Linked DNA regions of Homo sapiens: region 2 is linked to region 1. Evidence: chromatin loops called from intact Hi-C (ENCODE). Cell type or tissue: gastrocnemius medialis. All regions are shown on one strand.

Evidence for each region. Hi-C counts contacts between places; a loop is a spot of excess contacts. Peaks named below come from ENCODE experiments on the same cell type or tissue, not always from the same donor. Only the 100,000 strongest peaks of a DNase experiment are listed, where the experiment ranks them.
Region 2: it touches region 1 in a loop (5-fold over the local background); 8 of 110 quality-filtered maps call a loop at or near these places.

What each region holds. Positions count from the first base shown.
Region 1 is chr12:45,218,510-45,221,009 of GRCh38, forward strand. All of the region lies in intron 1 of ANO6 (anoctamin 6), which reads left to right. Among named protein-coding and RNA genes, the nearest start is that of ANO6, 3.7 kb to the left of the region's middle. In gastrocnemius medialis, no CTCF peak of the experiment used is centred here; a DNase peak (open chromatin) is centred at 1,312; H3K4me3 peaks cover 1,514 bases; H3K27ac peaks cover 2,500 bases.
Region 2 is chr12:45,337,846-45,340,345 of GRCh38, forward strand. The region is part of intron 3 of ANO6 (anoctamin 6); the gene reads left to right. Among named protein-coding and RNA genes, the nearest start is that of ANO6, 120 kb to the left of the region's middle. In gastrocnemius medialis, no CTCF peak of the experiment used is centred here; no DNase peak of the experiment used is centred here; H3K27ac peaks cover 2,500 bases.

The sequences.
Region 1 (2,500 bases):
TAAGCCTCCCAAGTAGCTGGGACTTTAGGCACCACCATATCCACCTAGTTGGTTGTTTTTTTGGAAGTACAAATTTAATGTGGGTTGTAGTGATTTTATATCAGAAAATACTTAACTATGCCAATGTTAAGTTTATGCCTTTACAAAAGAATAAGCCTTTTTAAAGATTACCAGGAGTAGGCTGATAGTGGTCCAAAGCCTTTTACAAAATAATTATTATTTCCAACTGTGGGAGAGGAGACTGGTGAAATGAAGATAATTTTAACCTCTGCCTTTAATTTTGCAATGCACGTCTGTATTTACGCTATTAACTAATATTTCTCCTAGTACTTGATTGTCACTGTCAGTAGTTGTATAATAGTTTGAAACCCACTTGGGTACGGAAGATTTCTGTGAAATCCCTCTATTAATATTACCTTTATAATTCAGACTGGGAGAATTATTTTTAGAGACAGGGTCTTGCTCTGTCACCTAGGCTAGAGTGTAGTGGCAAGATCATAGTTCGCTGCAGTCTTGAACTCCTGGCCTCTAGCCATTCTGCTGCCTTTGCTTCCCAAAGCTCTGGGATTACAGGCATGAGCCACTGTACCCAGCCTTAGAATTATTTTGACACGAGTTCCTGGGTATACCATTGGGCGTTATAATGGCCTAATTTGCAAGAGACCTCCCCCTCCCCCCAAAAAAAAACTTTCTAACTGGATGGGGTCCCTGATTATATCATAGAGATGCTTTATGTATGTATATGGAAATGTGCCCTCTAGTAGCTGGAATTTAGAGCCTTTTAAACAGTGGGTTCCTGCTTACTTTTGAAACACTGTATTTTTATTGTACTTTTATTTATTCATTTAGAGACAGGGTCTCCCTCTGTCAGGCTGGAGTGCAGTGACGCAGTCACAGCTCACTGCAGCCTTGACTTCCCAGGCTCAAGCAATTCTCCAACCTTAGCCTCTTGAGTAGCTGGGACCACAGGCCTTGTGACACCATGCCTGGCCAATTTTTTTTTTTTTTTTTTTTTTGGTAGAGACAAGGTCTCACTGTTGCCCAGACTGGTTTCAAACTCCTGAGCTTAAGTGATTATCCTACCTCGGCTTCCCAAAGTGCTGGGATTACAGGTGTGAGCCACCATGCCTGGCTGTTCAGTACTTTATGTCAGTGTTGCCTCCTAGTTTAGAATGAACTGATCTGGAGAATCAAGGATAGTACATCTCACTATGGATGTCTTTTCCTTGTTTGTTTAAGTTACAGCCAGCAGAAATTATTTCCAAAGGCGTGCTTGTGTGGCAACCTGTTGGCATTAGAGCATTTTTGCAATAGGCCACTTATTTCTAAAGCAGAGCCAACAACCAACCACTGAAGCCACATCCAGGCAGTAGTAGTGGGAAATGTGTGGTTTGAAGCCCCTGTTGTGCTGGTGGAGATCACATATTGTTGCAAGCCCCTGGGAGTTAGGTTGTGTGCTACCCTGCCAAGTGTGCAAAAGAGTGTCCTTGGCTGCTTTTCGCCCCCTCATCAGCGGATTAAATTCAGCATCTCTTCTTGTTCATGTAGAATGCTATAGGAACAGCTTTTGTAGCCAGAATGCAGAAATCAGATTAGTATGCTGCTTTATTTTGTTTCTTCAATTCTGTTCTCTGTGGTCAAGCTTTGCTGAAGGAGGAAAAGTGGTTCCAAAAAAGACTATCAGGAACTATTCAGACTGTTCAGATAATGAGGTTTTGTTTGTGGATGGTTGGTTGGTTGCTTTGAGTTCCTAGTCTGTTTATGGTAGTTTACTGTCTGATCCCCATCACTAATGGTCATGTATGTCATTGAGGGGTAGACAGAGGACATGGTCCATTACCTTTGAGAGATAATGATCCAGCTATTGGCTCCCTTTTCAACTGTCACATTTTTACATAGACTTATCTTCCCACACCCACCTCTCTTTCCTTATTACCTACTTCAGGTTTAATCACCTATAAATCTGATACTAGCCCCAGTCTTCCTTCATAAACATTGATTGAGCAATCCTTCTGTGCTAGTTTCAGGATTAGGTGCTGGGTCAGGTGTTGGGAGACTGAAAATGAGTAAGACATACCTGTGTCTTCCAGGAGAAAAGTTCCTTAGAACCAGACTGTGATATTGTGAAATATATAAGGCATTCTTCCAGTTTCTTGGCATGCAACTCCTAAAACTTTTGGAATTTTCAAAGTGGTAAGTGTCTTTTTGTATGCTAATAAGTTGACAGATGGCTGGCAGCCCCTAGGTAGCTTCCTGATGGGGGCTGGTCACTGGAAAGACCAAGGCAGGATTAAAGGTTTGGACTTCCAGCCCCATCTACCAACCTGAAGAGGGGTAAGAGCCAGGCTGAAGGTTAAGCTGATCACCAGTGGCTAATGATTTAATCAATCATGCCTATGTAATAAAGCCTCCATAAGAACCCAAAAATTCTGTGCGCTGCCCTGGCAAATTAATGGAACCCAAAGAGGGTGTTGCAAGAACCTCAATTTGTAGCCGGTGG
Region 2 (2,500 bases), 120 kb after region 1:
TCCATTATATATGCATATTTTAAAACATGTTATACATAACATTTTTATTTATCAATTAAAATAAATATAAATGTTAGGAGGGAAGTGGAAAAAAAGTATTTAAGGTCACCTATGGAAATATATCAAGAATGAAAGTAATTAAAGACTAAATCAGGGTAAAAGAAATATAAAAGCCAGAAAAATAAAATGAAGCCATGTGTCAGAGTAATAAAATGATTTATTATCAACCATAAGTTCTTGTTCAGAAGTTAGAGATCAGCTGCAAATTTGCCTCTCAACTTCTTAGTTGCCAAAGAATATAAGAGGATTTTATTAATAACATAATTTAAAGTTTCATCACAATAAAAACAAAACTGGTTGTTCCAAAGCAACACAGTGTTCTGGTAGGAAAGATCCTCCTGAGAAAAATTTGTCTCATGAATCCTCATAAAGAGGAAGGCATGATTGCATAGACTAAAAATTGGCTTACCTTCTTCAAATTGAAGAAATAAAGGGACAGCAGAAGGTGAGGGGCACTATGAGGAATCAGAACAGCGTGGAAAGTTTGCCTGGGAATGACATTTGCAACAGGTAGTTCATGAATTGGAAACTTGAGCCTCATGTTAAGATAGGCTCAGTAAGAGATATGGCAGCCAGTGTTGGGTGGTTTTACTTCCCAGCTAACTTTTGGCAGGTGTTCTGTCTTTTGTTTTAGGGAGTGAAGTCAGATCTATCTTTAGCTCCTAAATATTTTAGACTAAAGCAGGGAGGTCTTTATATTTTTATCTTTTCCCTTGCTTTACAGTCTACTTGTTTATGCTAAGATTGTAGGTAAAAAGGAATAAATTAAATTAGAATCAGCAGTTTCAAATTACAGCTATGAAATGCGTTGCTGGTATAAGCACATTTGGTTTTATTTTTGAGTATTACCACCAAGAGCAATGAATCCAATTCTTGCTTCTTATTTCCAAAATGGGAAGTATCTCTGGGCTGAAGCCTTAAAAACAGAGAGGACAATGAAATTCTGAAAAGCAAGACCTGATTATTCTATTTTATCCTACTGGGGGAATTAACAACGAGTTCACAAAGACATGGAGAAGAGAAAACCCTTTTTCTGATTGCTCCTCCTGAGGTCTGGCTGTAGGTTGAATGAAGAGGCTGTCATTTACCTGGTACCAGCAGGGCAAATGTGTCACCTTTTTAAAAGATCATCTGTAAAGGGGTACAGCAGGATTGGCAAAAATCAGCTATACCAAATTCTCTCATAAAACAGGCTTGACAGGGATAAATCATCACAAAAGAATAGCTGCTTGTGTGCACTTGTACATGCATATATGCACAGAAAAAGGTGTGTCCTAGAAAATAGGATTTACTAAACTTGTCCTATGAGAAGTCACCTGGGTTGCTTGTTAAAAATAGATTGTCCAGGCCCCATCCCATACATGCTGAGTCAGTACTTCCAGGGGAGAGGTTCAAGAATCTACATTTTAAATAAGCTCTCCAAAGTTGTTCCTTTAAGCAGATAAGTTTGGAAAACACTTTACTGAAAAACTTTATTGTACACTTAATTAATAGAATAGTTATCTTGGCAGTGAATTATGGGTGTTTATTTTTTCTTCTTTGAAAATTTGTTTTCTGTGTTACTCAGAATGAGCATTTATTTCTTTTGTGATTTGATTTAAAAGTCGTATTTGGAAGTGAACTTCAGCTAAATATTCACTCCATCCTATGTTTATCATTTAAAATGCTCGTCTGTTTTTTGTCCCCTAGTGAACATACATTACTCAGTTGAGTAAATTCCTCATCAGATCAGTCCACTAACATTAAATGTTTTTATCACCAACACGTGAATTTAAATTAAGTTCTGATTAAATAATGTATTCTGCTTACCAAACCTTCGGGAGAACTAATAAATAGCACAGTAATTAGACTAATTTTTTTTCCACAAATTAAGTACCTATGATGTATTTCTCTTGCGTTTTTGTAGGTTAAAAAAAGATTGGCAAGTTGAAAATACAATGACAGCACCATCAATACTTTGCCTAACAAAGCTATAAGAATATTTGAAATCAATCTATTCATATATTTCATTAATCCCAACTGGTTTCTACTTTATCATCATAGTATATTCATTAATTTTACTACTTAGACATTGCAGTCCCTGCTTTTTACACTGAAAAAGGTGGGTAATAGAAAGAAAATGGTAGATATTTGTGTTTACAATCAGTACTATTACTGTGTAATTCGCAAGTAAGTCCTTCACAACAATGACTTTACTAAGCCAAATGAGATGTGTAATGTGTAATGTGTAATCTAGGGTGCGTAGGGATAGAAAGCTTCCTTAATTATGCCAGTCTGTCCTTTGTGATTTTGATTGCTTTATTCTTTATTTCCCTGACAGCTTTATTAACCTCTCAAAAGAGGTATGAATAAGATACTGGTTTCTGGAGTGTGGCAGGTGCTTTTGTCCTTTTTCACCTTGAACCTCCAGTACCATTCTCCACCATCAGTAATAGAATCA